2 separate regions of the Mus musculus genome follow, and region 1 is linked to region 2. A link is a loop called in an ENCODE intact Hi-C map of the cell type or tissue named here. Cell type or tissue: left cerebral cortex. All regions are shown on one strand. Links, peaks and the distances in the headings refer to the core of each region. The heading gives the core; the rest is flanking DNA. Region 1 overlaps Hlcs (holocarboxylase synthetase (biotin- [propriony-Coenzyme A-carboxylase (ATP-hydrolysing)] ligase)). Region 2 holds the start of Sim2 (single-minded family bHLH transcription factor 2).

Region 1 (8,419 bases), core at 51-8,050, 170 kb after region 2:
GGCTATCTCCTAGGGATGTGTCTGTCGGACCTGAGAGAGAAAATTCTGCTGGTAAGAACGTTCCGAGATTTAGTAGAAACGGCTTCAGTCGGCTTCCCAGGAGGTAACGAACGGCACAATGCAAACCCGCTCACACATGGCAGCTATTAGGGAGCTAGTGTAGGAGACAGAAAGCATTTGCTCTTGGAGGATTTTTTTATTCCAAATGAGCCTGCTTCCCATCCACAAATCTGTGACTGCATAAACGCTGGATATAAATAGTCTATGGAAACAGAGCCGCCCTTCCTAGCCACGGCGTAACCGTGAGCAAGCGGCTGCAGAGCTGCGTGGACCTCCACCAACCCCTCCAGATCCTACCGTAAAAAAAAAAAAAAAAAAAGTCGGCTCAGAGAAAACCAAAATCATGCGCTGAAACTCAGCAAGGCCTGGCCGGGAAGCAACAGGAGCCGCGTTTGTCTTGTGGGCATCTCCTTCTCCCGTGAGCAGTTCTCTCCTGCCTGATGTTTGCCCTCCAGTGTGGACCCCGAAGGCAGCTTTGGAACATGCTTGTGAGAACAAGATCCACACACAAAGGCAGGTCACCCAGTAGCTCAAAGGCTCCTCGCAAAAACAGCCTGTAAAAAGGAGACTGAGGACAACACCCCGTGAATTCCGCTTTTTGCATTTCGGAGTTAAAAGGGATTGTGTGGCCTTTACACGGGCATTGTACTTGATAACAGGAAGTCAGTCAAAATGAACAAAAAAAAAAAAAAATTCCAGTATTGGTGGGGAGAGAAAGAAGAAAAGAGAGAAAGGTATATGAAAGGCCCTTGAAAACATTCGCAGCTATAAAAGCTTTTAAATGTTGGCTTTAATCTGCCAGCTGCTCTGGGCTGTTCTGTAAAGCAGCCGCCACAAGACCTCAGCAGACGCACGCACACCAGGAGCCACCCAGTGCACCTGGGACCCCGACTTTCTCTCCGATTTGGATCTCCAAAGAAATATTTCTTTAACTGTATTTTAAAGTATTGCTAGAAGTTTGTCCCTTATTTAAGATTCAGAACTAGGCCTAAAGGCCACAGGAGGGAGGGGAGGGCTCCATGTCAAAACTGTGCTTAAAAAAAAAAAAAAAATCTGTCAGGTAGAGATTTTTTTTTTCTTAAATGGAATATTGAAATTTAAAAAGCAACAACACTAGGCACTTTAGGCTCCAAACAGCTAGTTCACAACCTGGGAAGACAGCTCGGCGAGCACAACACTGGCAGGGTGCAGTGGAGAGGCAGTAGCTCTAATGCAGGGGATGCAGCCAGGGGGTCCCTGGAGCTATTAGGCAGCTAGGCTAGCCGAAACATGGGGAGAGCCATGTTCAGGGAGAGACCCTGTCTCCCAACAACAACAACATTACCATTGCATAGAGAAGTGATTGCAGACAGACAGATCTCGGTCAGTCCCTGGCTGCCCCACACGCTTGCCAGGTTAATGCAGCCATACTTGCATATATCACCCCGCAACACAGTTTTGTTTTTAAATACTAAGAAGAAAGAACCCAACTTTCAGGCTGAGGACACAGCTCGGTAATACAATAGTGAGGCCCTGGGTTTGATTCCCACCTAAGTAAATAAGTAAATGAAAGCTCAGGTTCCCCATGCCAGGGATGGACGGATGGATGGACGGGCAGGCAGGCAGGCAGGCAGGCAGGCAGGCAGGCAGGCAGGCACCTCATCCTGCCTATTGGGGAGTCCAGATGAGACCATGAAGCACATTAAGAAGACGCGGTTAGCCAAAAAGCATGTCATCAAGATAAGAAATGACTGTGTCTCCCAAACTGCCCCAGCACCTGGCCCACCCTCATTAGCTCCCAAATATTTGCTGAATGAAGTGGCCAGTGCAGACAGAAGGGAGGTCCCGCATGGAATGACTTAGTCTACATTCTGTCATAAAGCAACAAGACCAGAAGAGAAGCTTGCAGTTCGTGACAGCTATGTGTTAAAACACCACACTAAACACCTTCAATGTGAGCAATTGAAAATGAATTTTCAGGAAGGGATTCCCTGGGCAGAAAGGCCACACTAAGGGCTTTCTGATACATCTACAAATATAAAAAACGATTCTCACCAACAACAGCCAATCACCAACAGGAGCTGGGGTCTGAGGAAGGGAATAGAGTTTCTTTGTTTATGATCTTGGGTTGAATCAAAATGGAATATTGTAACCCTTTTCTGTCTTTAAGCATGTACTGATTCATGCCACGACTCCCACAGCACCGACATCACACACACACACACACACACACACACACACCACCAGCACCACCACCACAATCATGACTCTACCCAGCTGCTTTATCAACAAACTCAGTTGTCGCTTCTTGTTATGGTTACATCTTGATCCCAAGGGCAAGTAACTGGACGCCCTCAAAGAGCTCCTGCCAAGCAGGAGTCCAGCGGGAGTCTCCCAGGTCACCTACACATCACTGCGCCCAGCCTCGTGCACACCTAAGAAAGCAAAACAAAAACAAAAACAAAACAAAACAAACAAACAAAAAAATGTGTGTGTGCTCCCTAACTGAGTGGGAAGCCAGGCCGGGGGAAATCTGCAAACAGCCTGGGTTCCTCACAGCAATGGCAGTTCCCCTTGCTAGAGGTGGGGGGTTCCTCAGAGAAGTGGCAGCCCCCCTGGCTAGAGGTGGGGGTTCCTCAAAGCAATGGCAGCTTCCCTTGCTAGAGGTGGGGGTTCCTCAGAGCAATGGCAGCCCCCCTGGCTAGAGGTGAGGCGTCCATGCTCTTCTGCATCCTCTGGCCACCCGGGAAACATCAACATGTCACACGGACAGGGATGGTATGAGATGGAAGGTGGGGGTGGCTCTAAATCCCAGCTGGCCTAGCCGTTCCACAGGAGCCGCCAGAGACTCCAGTGTGTCCTCCTCCTTGTTGCCCTCCCTCGGACAGAGATTAGAAGGCAGGGGAACAAGACAGTTTTCACTGAAAAAAGAAGTCTGCTTTTATTTATAAAATTATTATCTTTTTACATAAAATAAATGTTTAAGTTTTCCTACACAACATCACAGAAATGGGTTCCTTCTCTGTTTTTTCCTTACAAAATGTGTGTCTCCCACGGCATACCCCACAGTGATGCTGCATTCCTGCCAACACTTCTACTGGATGGAGGGCTGACAGGAAGGCCACCATGTAATGCTAGCCCATAATGTATCTTACATCAAGCGTTCGGCCCGTCAGCCTGACCTTCGCTGGCCCCTGTATGGGTTTATTCATGGAGAAGTAGTGCGGAGGGTTCTGGGTCACCCCAGCAGGAACAGGGCTCCAGTCGTGACTAGTCCAGCAACGCCTTCTGCTCACACGGGTGAGCACCAGTGAGGCACCCACACACCAACCCTGGAGCTCACTAGTAAGCCGGGCAGCCATGACTGTGACATGCCACTCACAGGAGTCAAACAGCCCACTGGCAACGCTACACCCCCTAAACCAGCGGTTCCCAACCCTCCCAATGCTGCGACCCTTTAGTATAGTTCCTCATGCTCTGGTGACCCCCAACCATAAAATTATCTCAATGCCGCTTTATAACTGAAGTTTTGCTACTGTCATGAATCAAAATATAAATATCTGATATGGAGGATATTTGCTACCCAGATTGAGGATGACTGCTCCCAATAATTAAGTCAGATGTCAAATTTCAACCAAGTGTCAGAGTCCAAACAATCAGGTTTTAAGTACATGTGAGAGGCTTCCAAAGTTGATGACACACTAGCTTGTTTTTTTACTTATTAATAACTAGCTTGGCTCAATATGAAAGTAACATACATCTATCATAGACAATTTTGAAAAATATAAAGAAAACTTTGAAGTGTTATTAAATTACATTAAGCTTACCACCAGAATGTGTATGTATGTATGTATGTATATATATATATATATATGTATATGTATATGTATATGTATATGTATATATATATACACACACACATATATATGCATTTGTACATGTGTGTATGTTTGTATATAAGTGTGTTTGTGTGTGTATATGTGTTTGTGTATGTATATGTTTGTTTGTGCATGTATGTATATGTATATGTATGTGTATGTGTATACATGTACACGTGCATATGTGTATGTGTATACACGTGTATGTTTTTGTGTGTACATGTGTGTGCATGTGCTTGTGTGTGCATGTGTGTATACGTATGTGTATACACGTGTATATGTTTTTGTGTGTACATGTGTGTGCATGTGCTTGTGTGTGCATGTGTGTATACGTATGTGTATTGTGTGTGCGTATACATGTGCATATGTCTACACACCGTGGCTCTTCCAGTCTTCTTTTAGTGGACCCAGGTACACAGCATGCGGTGTTGTTGGTTTTCAATATACTGGCCTCAGCTGCAGGCCTGACCTTCCACCTGTCCCTGGGAGGATGGATCAGATGTAAAGACCCATGTCGGAAGGAAGGCAGCGTGGCAAGGGAGCCGCCCCTCAGCAGAGCCCTGCTTTGCCCTGCCTTCCCAGTGGTCTCACCAGTCACCATGGTGGGGCTTTACTAAGGTGGTCCAATGCAGGTCTTGGTGTTCAGGTAGGAAGGGAATTCTCAGCAAATAGCGGACACCAAGGGTCCCCAGTTTCTCTTTGTATCACGGTGGGTGACACAGAAACATGGGGTGGAGGGGATGTCATAAATCTTGCGAGCTTCTTGCCGTCAAGAGCAGCGTCAGGGCTCAACGCTGAGTAAACACAGCTGCTCCTCAGTGGAGGTATTTAGATAATTTCTCTATTTATTTTGTTCTTTCACGTCTTGTACTAGAACGGGACTTAATATTGAATAAATGTTGAATGAATGGATGGATTTTATGAACTGTGGCATTGAAATGACTTCTACAGACCCAAAAGAAAGTGCCACCAATATAGTAGAAAATGTCCAAATTACACTATGTGACACTGATATATGGAGAATAAATTAAATTTCTGAACAGTTACAGTTAGAGGGGGTTTGTAACTCAAGTTGCCTAGCTCAGCAGCGACATCATGTGGTGAGAGCGTGGGTTTCCATGAGCAGAGAGCTTTACAGGAAGCAGGAAGTCTGCACAAACTCCTAAGGCATGCGGCAGGTCCAATGGATGGGAAAGGCCAGGATCCTCCTCCTGTACCTTTCATCCAAGAGAGGTCAATGAGACCTACTGTGCACAGATGCAGGAAGAGAGGTCAGTGAGACCTACTGTGCACAGATGTATGAAGAGAGGTCAGTGAGACCTACTGTGCACAGATGCAGGAAGAGAGGTCAGTGAGACCTACTGTGCACAGATGCAGGAAGGAAAATCAAATTGCCTCTTGGGTTTATAAACTGAGCTGCACAGGAACTTGAAGTGGCAGCCTCAGCATCGGGACAAGGGCAGGGCGAATCTTCTGTCTGCCCCCCGCCCTCCGCCCAAAAAAACCCACCTCTTACTGTTTCTATTTTCAAATAGTTTGGAGAACTTTTGCTCCAAGAAAACACAACACTTGATCAGTACTAGAAAAGGAAAAAACCCTGACCTCTGATCAGAGCGTTGAGAAATAACATCAACAAAGACACACCACGGTCACATGTGTGCTCAGTGCCCTGAATTCTCAACGTGAAACAGAAGTCAGTAAGAATGAAGCAGCCAGGAGGAATGACCATCCTCAGAGCTGACCTCAAGTCCATGAGGGAGACCGGGACCCGGAAAGAATCTCAAAACTATTCTTGCCAAGACTACATGTGTATGCTAGACAGAGCAAACATTGGCTTTCCCCTTTGACAAGAACTTCATCCCGTGGATCGTAAGTGGGTAAGCTAGCATTCCTCCAGCCAGCAAATGCCACCCCCACTGCCACTGGCTGCCACTGGACATTTTAAAGAGTCGAATTCACTCTATCTGCGTGTCTGCACACACATGTGTGCAAGTGAGTGTACATGTGTGTGGACACGTGTAGAACATGTGTGTGGTCACGTGTAGAAGCCACACGTCCTCTCATTTGTTCACCGCTGTATGTACCGAGGCGGGGTCTCTTGCTGAGCCCAGAGCTAGACAATCTGGCTCGTCAGCTTGCAGAGAGGCCCACCTCCACTCCCCACAGGCTGCAACTGCAGGCAGGCTGCTGTACCTATCCAGCTTTTTATGCAGATGTTGAGGGCACCAAGTAAGGCCCCATTGCGAAGACATCCAGAGCTTGTCCACAGTGTGTCCTCCTCAGTGCAAGAGCTGAGAGACTAAATACCCATTGCTCTTCAGGCAAAAAACTGCAGCTTAGGTATTTTAGCTGTACATGTTCTACCTAAAGAGTAGAACCTTCCCAGGAAAAGAAAACCCAAGGCTATCTTTCCTCTTCATTTCTCTGCTGTGGTCAAAAGGCCTACAGTCAGGCCTGGGAAAAGGGCAAGCAGACCAGGGGCAAGCCAGCCAGCGTTGCCCTCTGACCACTCAGGCTGCAAGCTTGCAGGGATCACACACTTAACCCCATCTCCAGTTCAATCCTCAATGCTCAGGAGAGGAAGGAAGGAGAGGGCCTAGGAGGCTGACGGTCATATTCCACTGAAGACAGGTGGCCTTGGCCCACACGGACAAGAACCTAAAGCTCTGAGGACTGCTGGCTCTACTTGGTAATTTTATGCCATAAATCACAGTCATAAGTTTTGCCATATGAACTGAACATGAAACAGCAATGAGTAACTTGGAGTTGGAATTCCTATGATGAAGACACAAACAAAAGCCATATGATTAATGCATTAGAAATGGTGCGAACTGCGGAGCCGGGCTTGGTGGCTCACATCTGCTGAGGCAGGAAGATCCCTGCAGGCTTAAAGGTGGCCCCTGCTACAGAGTGTGTTCCAGGCCGGTGTGGGCCAGTGAAAACTTGCCTCAAAAAAAAAAAAATGTTTAGAAATTAGATAATGAAATGTAATAAAAGAATGGTTTTTAAAGGACAAAAGAGCATCCTGTGTTGATATTAATTTTTCAATTGGAAGCATTTCCTTCCATTTCTTAGCCTAGATTCCGGGAACTTATTAAGCACATCATGTTTTCTTAACCCAATACACCTCTTAACAATCCAACCATCGCTGCATTAACTCGCTGCATTATCGTTTAAACTGCAGTGCTTACACAAGTCTCCCATGCTGCCTCCTTTGGTCCTCACACAATCCTCTCGGATCGTCATCTGTCTCTCTCTCCGTCAGTACGGTGCACCCACACAATGCCAAGCTCTGATCCACACAAACCAAGCTCGCCCAGGGGCAGCAACCAACCCAGAAGGCAGCGTCTCCCCTTTCCACAGTGCAGGCATGAAGGGTGGATTTTGCTCTTTTCAAGCGAAGCAGGTGGGTTCGGTGTGTGGCATCCCCTGGCCACCGAGCTTTTGCTGTATGTTAACATCACTAACCCCACAGACTGGCCTGCTGCTGGCTGAGAACTGAAAGAGCTCTGCAAAATCATTTGTCACTATGAATAAGAAATTGACAGCATGTCACCACGACGGGATTAGTAGGAACACACACCTGGAGAATCTGGCAGGCTGCCCAAAACCAGGTATCCCTCACAGACCAGCGATGAATACAGGTGGGAGGTGGACTCCGGAAACACTGCCAACACTTCCGTTTTCCTTTTAGACACGAGTGGCAAACATAACACCTAAAGCCTTCTAGACATCAGCACACAGAAGTAGTGATTTCCCGCCTACTGAGGAAAACCCAGATCAAAACAACTGGTTTCGATCCCAACTGATGGCAGAATCCACATCAGTCATGCTCAGGGAACTGGTTCCTGCGCCCCTTCCCACCGACGCCAAAAGCCAGAATCTCAAGTCTTATACAGAACAGCGCAGCATTGGCACATGGTCTCTGCATGTCCTCCTATAGACTTTAAGCAATCTCTAGGAGGCTAGAAACACGTCCTATGTTGCAAACGCTGTGTGAATACTTGCTACGCTGTACTGGGTATTGCTCAGGTAACGACAAGAAAAATAGTCCGTGCATGTTCAGGAGAGGCAGGATTTTTTTTTTTTTAGCATGTGTGTGATGTGTGTGTGTGTGTGTGTGTGTGCTGTGTTGTATGTGTGTGATGTGTTATGTACATATACACGTCTGTGTGTGTTCATAAAAGTCAGGGTAAGCATGCACCAAGGCACACACATGTCAGAGGACAAGCTTGGGTGTCCCTCTTCTCCCCTGCTGGAGACAAGGTCCCTTGCCATGCAGGGTGACTCCTGGCCAGGAGCCCTCGGGACTCTCCACCTCCGCCTCACATAAGGAGCACACACAAGTTCCTAGGACATAAAGGTCAACACCCTACACTGGTCTTTACCCACTGAGCTGTCTCTCTGGCCTAATATAGGCTCCTTCCTTATTTTTTTTTTTCAAATATCTCATCTACAGTGGTTGCAGCCACACAGCTACAGAACCGCGTGTGTGGAGATGC
Region 2 (8,419 bases), core at 103-8,102:
CACACCTTCCCTCTGCAGGCTCCTACCAGCCAGTAATTTATAAGTGGTACCCGAGATCCTAGGGTCTCTTCAGCTCTGCCTCTTTCCCAGGGCCCAAGGCTGGTGCTGATGTTTGCTGCTTAGCTTTAGCTTCAGTGAGCAGACCCTTTCTCCAGTCCTGGAGTCAGAGACAAGTAATAGATGTACTAAACTATGGTCAGCGCCAATTAAAACTTGTTCAGGGTCTGGCACGGTGCCTCAGTAAGTAAAATACCAACTACACAACATGAGGATCTGGGTTTGAATCCCCAGAACCCATGTAAAGAGGGAAGAGGGATCAGGGGTTCTATAATGTCAGCACTGAGAAATGGAATGGAGACAGACGGGCAGGCTGGGCCTCACGTGCCCATGGTCTTGCTGAAATAAGGATTCCTCGTGACCTACATATACCCATGCATACAACATATTCTCCTCCTCCTCCTCCTCCTCCTCTTCCTTCTCTGTCTCTCTCTGTCTCTCTCTGTCTCTCTCTGTCTCTCTCTGTCTCTGTCTCTCTCTCTCTCTGTCTCTCTCTCTCTCTCTGTCTCTCTCTCTCTCTCTCTCTCTCTCTCCTCTTTTCCATGTCAAACGGAGCTGCTGAATTAATTCTGTCTCGCAATAATAGACTGGATGTCTGGAGCCTTGCCCTGAAAACCCCATGCTCCAACTCCCGACTACAGGGACCCATCTTCATTATTCCACATAGACTTAAACTCCTTCCTAGCTGCAAATCCTCTAGTACTGAGATACCCGCCCAGAGACTTGGACTTTAGACGGTGGCGCTGGGGACCCTAGTTCTGGGGAAGTGTGGTGTTAACCAATGTTTGATGTTTGGAGAAGGACTTATGTGGAGCCTGTCTGCTGGGCCTGGAGCTACCCCATACCCACTTCAATAGCGTTTGCCATCTCCTCCCTAAAGTCAAAACGGCCTCCACTGCGAAAATCCAGTCGCAAGAGTTCAGATGCGCTTTCCTGTTACAAACTGGGAAATTCGTTGAGAAGTTTCAATTCTTGTTGCTTGCCGGGTTTCTCTCACCTCCACTTAGCCATGTTTCTATGATCTGGGTAATCCCTTTCAAGCCGGGGAGGAATTCTCGGGAGTCCATAATTGAGGGTCGGGAATCTGGGGCGTGGGAGAAGCGTTAAACCCTATGTATCTGCAGAGTGCAGGGCTCATTCCTCGGAGGTCTGCGAAGCGGCGCCAGAGTGGGTCCGCCGTAGCAGGGTGGCTCCGCAGCCCTTACTTGCCCGGAGCGGCTAAAGGCACAGTGCCCCACCGAACTCCCGACAAGGGCTGCAGGTCTGGGCATTGGGTACCCGCACCACCGGCAAACGTGCTCCGTACACGTGCACCGTACTACTGCAGGACCCAGAAAATCCTGCAAGCGCAGAACCCAGCTCCAAACTCAAAGCAAACTCCAAACTTGAGCTCCAAACTCAAGCGCGAAGCGTGAGCACCTCCGTGCTCCCGCCTGGTGCGACTTCACGCCACCTGGCGCACCGGTTTTTTCCGTTTTGTTTTTTTTTTTTTTTTTTTTTTTTAATTAAGGCGCGAAGGGCCGGGGTTTGTGAACCGCCCGAAGCCCCACGACAGTCTACAACTCCTCGAAGGCCTTCGAACTTCGGGTTTTCAAATGGGGACCCAGAAAAGACAGAAGAATCTGCTTCACGCGAGTGGTTAGGAGGCCCAGCTCCCCCGGCGCGGGTGGGGAAGTCTGCAGGACCAGGAGCTGGTCGGCCTGCAAGCTTTTCTCGGGCTTGGAAGAGGACTGGAGGGAGAGGAATGGAGCAGTGGCCAGGATATGGAAATCCCGTGTCGGGCACTGGGTTTCCAAGGTCAGACTCTCTGCATCCTATAACTTTACAGCCACCAAGCGAGCCACGGGGTCCACGACGACAAAAAGAACTGCGCTGAGACCTCTCTGCGTCTCTGTCTGGGATCCAAGACGCCTGGGAAATGGCATCTGACCCGCGTCGGAAGATTTAGGCTCCAAAGAGGAGTGTGGATGGGTTCGGGCGACCGCGACCGCCTGAGCGCCCGAGGGGACTGTAGTGCCGGCATCTATCCGGGCCTCAGCAGCAGGGAAGACACAAGATTATTTAACCTAGTGTGGCGCAGTGGGAGAATGCTTGCACTCAGTGACTGAATCTCCCTTCGCCAGCTACCTCTGCTCCACTTCTGAGGGTCGCATCAGCGTTCCCGGTTACCAAGGCTCTATTATTGTCGACCTGAAGCTTTGGCCCAAAGTCGATTGCCCTGTTGCCGCTAGCGCCCCTTGGGTTCAGCGCTCCCGCGTGCCCTCTGGCCCACCCCGTGTTCTCTCTCTCTCTCTCTCTCTCTCTCTCTCTCTCTCTCTCTCTCTCTCTCTCTCCCTCTCTCTCTCTCTCTCTCCTGGAAGGCGTCGTGCACGCGTGCGTGTGGATGAGTGGAGGGGAAAGGAGTAATTTTTCCTCGGGCCACCCCTTTAGACTCGCGGATCGGCCACCCAAGGAAGGTGCAAGTGTGAGACCAGGATTGCCACCCCGTCGCCGGGCACTTAGCCAGCTGTTAGCGCCGCCTTTTCTGGGCCGCGCCCGCGGGTGACCTGCCCGGAGCCTCCGTGGAAACCAGCACTGCAGCCCTCCCTCCTTCCTTCTTTACCGCGTCGGCCGCTCATCCTCGATCCCAGGCCCTGACACTCAACCTCGGAGCGGGTAGGCGCGACGCTTCTCGTGCACTCACCACGGCTTACCTTACCCCGGGAGCGCGCCGGTCTCTCGTGGGGACAGTCCCTGGAGGTGGCGACGCGGAGGCGCGCCGGCGACTCACGGGCCGCGGCGGGGGTCGGAGGCGAGGCTCACCGCCCCCGCCACGGCCCCTCCCCTCCCCCCTCCCGCGGTCCCGCGCAGCCCAGTCTCCGCCCGAAGGCGGGTCTGCCATAAACAAACGCAGCTCGGTCACACGTGGACCGCGGAGCAACTGCGCCCCGCCACCGATCGCGGGCTCCGGACGACCGGACTAAGGAAGCCGGAACCGCCGGGGAGGGCAGGAAAGCGCACCGAGCTCAGGCTTGGCACTGGCCACTGCCACCTCGCTCCGCTCCCGCCCCATGGCTCCGCGGCGGCCGCCGCCGCTGCCGCCCTTGCCTTCCGAGGGCCCTCGCGGCAGCGGGTACAAGCCCTCCTTTAAGGACTAAACAGGGTCGGCGCCTGCTCGCCCGCCAACCACAGCCCCAGGAAGGTCGAGGCGGGAGATACTGGAGACCAGAAGGAAGAGCGAGCTGGGATCAGGTCCACACGGGACGGTCCAGCCTCCAGCCTCAGACAGAGAGGGGGGCTGCGCAGCTGGTTTGCGACGGACTCAGGGCTGGCGCCTTGCAGAAGACGTTGGGTGCTCCAGGCCGGTCTCCCGCACCTGCCCGAGCCCGGCACCCCGACTCACCTGACCCCTGGCGTCCCTGTCCCCATTCCGGCTGCCGCAGCCCAAGCGGGACTCCGCGGGCCTGGAGCGCAGCGAGGTCTAATATGCCCAGAGCCGAGGCGCGATGAAGGAGAAGTCCAAAAATGCGGCCAAAACCAGGAGGGAGAAGGAAAATGGCGAGTTTTACGAGCTGGCCAAGCTGCTCCCGCTGCCTTCGGCCATCACCTCGCAGCTGGACAAAGCGTCCATCATCCGACTCACCACCAGCTACCTGAAGATGCGCGCGGTCTTCCCGGAAGGTGAGGCTGCAGGTGGGCGTCCGAGGCGCGGGGGAGCTGAGCGGCCGGCTGCAGAAAGGAGGCTTCCGTGCGCGGAGAAGCCCGCGCGGCCTCCTGGCTACCGTGGCCGCGTCTGGGGAGGCCGCGCCGGGGCTTCGGCCCAGGCCTAAGCTAAGGCTGAGGGACAATCCAATCACGTATAAGCTCTGGGCAGAGTCGGGAAAACCAAGCGTTATTCCTGGGTTAGTGTTTGCCAAGCTGACACAGGCAGGCTAGTTCGTTCCGGTTGTTCTTTCCCCCTTTCCTTTCTTTCCTGGCCCTCTCCTCCTCTCCTTTCACTGGCTTCTCTTTCTTTCCTTCCTTCCATACCAGTCCATGCTGGTCTTCTCTCTCTCTCTCTCTCTCTCTCTCTCTCTCTCTCTCTCTCTCTCTCTCTCCCTCTTTCTCTTTCTTTCTCTCTCTCTATCTCTCCTTCTTCTTCTTCTTCTTCTTCTTCTTCTTCTTCTTCTTCTTCTTCTCCTTCTCCTTCTCCTTCTCCTTCTCCTTCTCCTTCTCCTTCTTCTTCTTCTTCTTCTTCTTTCTTCTCCTCCTCCTCCTGCTCTCTCTCCATTATAATTTTTTCCCTTCTCCTTACTTCTCTCTCGCCTCTGCTTTTGCTCCCCCCTCCTCCATTTCTCTCTTTTTCTGCTGGTGGACAAGGACTCGCTGCTCTATCCTCTCTGAGCTGCTGAATGCACAGGAAGGCCCGCGCACCGCAGGCCAACGCTGAGGCTCCGAGAGTTTGTGAGCAGATTCGAGTGAGAGACTCCTATATCGTTTTCCCCAACTTGCCTCCCTTTGCTCTGGGAAACGATGATACGGGCAGGAGGACAAGAAACTGGATAAGCTCGGACGCTGCCGTTAAGAGAAAAGGGATCATTTCAAAAGTGGCGGGTGGGCCTGAGTGTAACATCTCAGGATTTGAAAGCGCTACAGCGGGCAATTGTCACCGGGCCGCAGCTCTCCTGTGGACGCTGGTTTGTAGGAAATAGCGGCCTGCTGGATGGACACTCTCCAGCGGGTGACGGGCGGCTGGGTCAGGCACCGCAGTGAATCAGGTCTGGGGTCTGTGGCTGGGGCTGAGGGATTCTGACATTGTCAGAAAGCACCGGGCTCCGAGGCCTGTTGCCTCCAGCACCTCCAGGCTTTAGGGCTGGTAGTGCAGAGCAGGCCTCTCGGAAAGCCAGCGCCGCGGAAGGAAGACAGAGATTTGGAGAGTCGTTGCTCTGGTGGCGACAGGTGTCCCTGGGCCACAGGGCTTCTCCACCAGTGCTGTTGCGCGGGGTCAGTAAGCCCCCTCTGCGGCTGCCTCCCACGGCCTGTGTTTACTTTGTCTGAGTCTTAGCTGAATTTTCCTCCACCACAGTGGTGAAGCTCGGCTGTCTGGTCCGCGGGTGCCAGCCTCCAGTCCGGAGGGGCCCGGGAGTAAGCGCCGGCGAACTTAGAGCACCCGGGAGCTGAGGTAGCGAGAGGCGGTGGCTCGGCCCCTGCCCGGCAGGCCCACTTCGGGAGGGCCCTGCTCCAGCACCCTGCGGTCCTAAAGCATACCCAGCTGGGCCCAAGGGACGTTCCTCGGGGTTTCTCCCCCTGCGCTGAAAGTTCTTGGTCCTGGCTCCCTGCTGTCAGGACCCCTGGGTCTGAGAAGGAGAGATGATTTGCTGCTGTCTGAAGTTTCCGTGGAAGGTTAAAATATGGAATTAGGTTTTACAACAGCAGCAACTTTTCGTTGGTTTCTTTTCCACCCGGAAGAGTGGTGTTAGCCGATGTTCTACAAGGAGCCTTCCTATCCGCTTGCTACAAAATAGGCTTCGAGATCAGGCCTCCTGCCTTGAGGAGGTTTTAAAACCCTCCTGGGTTTTAAAAATAAAAATTATCAGAAGAGTAAACGGTATGTTGTCAGTTATTTCAAACAAACCAGAGATTAACTGGCGGGGGAGGACTGCGGGTAAAGGACTAAGTAAGCTATTCTTGTTTGGGAGCTAGCCAGCAAATAAGGACACTGCTGTGTGTATAGCACAGTAGCCATTTAAATAAGCTCTCAGTCTGGTGTGTATAAGAAGGCACTTGGCTGCGTTCTGGGTTCCTGCGGGAGTGGGCCTTCTGTGGGCACTGCCCTGAGCAAGCGTCCCCAGTGCATTGCTCAGACGCTGCCCAATTGGGGGTGGGGTGGGGGAGGGCACCTCTGCTTCATAGAAGGTGACTCTAAAGCTTGATACTCCTTGAAGGGGTCAGCCTGGTACCATTTAGCTCTAGAAATGGCTCCGAAATTGTGAGGCCAGCAAAAGGAAGGAGGCAATGCCTTAACTCCGACACCCCTTCCTAGCAATGCTGTCACAGGAATGCTTCGGAGAAAGGGTAGCCTAGGTAGGGTGTAAGGAACTCACTGCTCAATCACTTGGCACGGTGGCACCCGTTCTCACGCTGTCTGGGGCAGTCTTTGTCTTTGGAAGTAGCTCTGTTATGCAAAATAATGTACTCCCTTCTCCAGAGGTGTTCTTGTAATTGATTTAACCTGTTTTGGGGAAACCAGGGTCAGGGTCGGCTGAGGACGGTTGCTTTGAAGTCAAACCAAGACCATGGCTCTCAGGGTCTTAGTGGCCAGGGCAGTACTGGACACCGGCAGGATCTTTTTAGATCAGTTCTTCCACACAAGTCGAAAAGACTCTGAGCAAGAATCTATCCGCCAAATACAATTTTTGCCTTGAGCAAGGGTGTTTACTGGGTAAAGAAGAATCTAGAAGAGCAGCTTGGGACTTTGGAAGTGGGAAGAATTAATGCCTCAGAGCAGTGGGGTCTCTGTGCCGAAACCTTTAATGCAGTTCCTCATGCTGTGGTGAACCCCAACCATGAAATTATTTTCATTGCTACTTCATAACTGTAATTTTGATACTGCTATGAATCGTGACCCACAAGTGAAGAACCGCTGGGCTGCCGCTGCCGCAGTGGAACCCTTCCTAGCTGGGAAATGTGAAGCCAAAGGCGGACAAGCCCACCGACCATCCAGCTTATGCTGTAACTGCGTGGCAGGCGGTAACGGTATGGTATGGCAGGCAATGATGAATGCCTATACTCCAGCAGTACAGAGACCAGTAGAAAGAGAAACTGGAAAGGGTCAGGCAGCGAGGTCTCCTGCAGCTTGGGGAATACCTCCAGTTATTTCTGGGGGCTTGAAGACAATTCTGCCTTCTGTAAAACAGGCTCATTGAGTACTCAGTATTTGCACAGCATTGTTGTGGATGCAGGTGAGAAAAGAGCTGAGGAATCTTGCAACCGAAAGGGAACACTACTTTGTTGTTGTGCGCAGAAACACCTGAATAGCAAGGGTACAGGGGCAGCTGTCTGGTGTCTAAAGACCTCTCCTTTCTATCTCTCTGTTTTCTTTCCAGTGCTAAACTAATATGGGGTGGAGGGGGCATCTCATCAAGGCTGGCTTTGTAACAAGGGCTAGAGATAGGGAAGAGCGGGTCACACTTCAGTGGGTAAACAGAGCTGTGGCAGCCTGAGCTGTGTTAGGTCACATGGTCCAGCTTCTGGAGGAGCTTTTCAATATGGGGCGGATAGAGGTGGCTAATTTTGGGGAGCCAGAGCCATCCCTGCTGTAGATTCCACCAATCCACCTCCTGCAGGAGAGACCCAATGAGCTTCCCCTTAGTTAGTGAGCATTCTTCCTCTGGACCCTGGCAGGAGAGACTGGCCCAAGACTAGGCTCAGGATCAGGAGTCTCCATTCCTGCCTTCTTATCATGTGGGAAGGGGAGAGGCATAGGTGCCTATCCCAATGTACTTAAGAGAAAGCAATACACACACACACACACACACACACACACACACACACACACACACACACGGGTGGGGGGTGGGGGGAGGTAGTGTTCAAGGTCTGAATTTTACCAAAACCAAATTCTTTGGCTTTTAAATTCAGTTGCACACACACACCCTCACCTCTGTCAAAATACCCACAGGCACTGGACTTAGGTCATGCTTTCTCAAAATGATTTGATTTCAAGACTTTGGCGAGGACACTCTTGCCCTATGCCTATGCGCACACGCCCATCTGTCTTTACAACCATTTCTTTATTCGCACTTTGAGGCCTGAAGCTCCCAGGTCAGTCCAGCCATGGCCTGCTATGCAGCCCCTGGCTTTGGAGCAGGAGAGAGAGAGAGTCTGGCACTGCAGACTGGGAATGCAGCTCACAGAAAGAAAGCTTCCCCTATGGACCCTGGGCTCTGCCAGGTAGCTTTCTTCTGGGCACCACTGGTGGGTACCACACTTAAACTAGGGCTAAGTATTTATTCAGCCTTGGAGGTTGTTATCTCAGGGGTCTTTGGCCCTGGGGTCAGAGTGTGTACACTCTTGCCTGTGGTGGGACACCCAAAGCTTGAAGCCAACCCTTTCCTTGTCCCAGCAACCCAGGAGGAGGTCTTCTTTCGGGCATCCCTACTCACCACCCACCATCAGCATCTCTTGACCTGCTGAATTGAAATGGGCATGGGTGCCAGGAAAGGGCTTTTCAGAGACCTGGGAGAGAGCAGAAAGACTCTAAGGTAGGAGCACTGGAGAGGAAGCACTAGCTGTGGTCTCTCCAGGGGAACAAGCCAGAAGGCCAGAGCTCAAGCCTCACCGTTTTAACCCTGAGGAGGCTATAGCCCTTTTGGCCACCAAGCCCTATCCAGGGCAAGGATTC

Evidence for each region. Hi-C counts contacts between places; a loop is a spot of excess contacts. Peaks named below come from ENCODE experiments on the same cell type or tissue, not always from the same donor. Only the 100,000 strongest peaks of a DNase experiment are listed, where the experiment ranks them.
Region 1: a loop joins it to region 2, with 2.4 times the contacts of the local background. A loop is called at or near these places in 6 of 42 quality-filtered maps.

Annotation. Positions count from the first base shown.
Region 1 is chr16:94,253,919-94,262,337 of GRCm38, forward strand. The region is part of intron 5 of Hlcs (holocarboxylase synthetase (biotin- [propriony-Coenzyme A-carboxylase (ATP-hydrolysing)] ligase)); the gene reads right to left. Among named protein-coding and RNA genes, the nearest start is that of Hlcs, 32 kb to the right of the region's middle. In left cerebral cortex, for the core only: a CTCF peak has its summit at 5,012; DNase peaks (open chromatin) are centred at 196 and 5,025.
Region 2 is chr16:94,082,274-94,090,692 of GRCm38, forward strand. Sim2 (single-minded family bHLH transcription factor 2) reads left to right here and starts at 2,987. Exons shown (of 11, transcript NM_011377.2): 1 at 2,987-3,717. The coding sequence starts at 3,543. Gm31175 (a long non-coding RNA gene) reads right to left here and starts at 2,871. Exons shown (of 6, transcript XR_876272.2): 1 at 2,751-2,871. In left cerebral cortex, for the core only: no CTCF peak of the experiment used is centred there; DNase peaks (open chromatin) are centred at 4,763 and 4,847.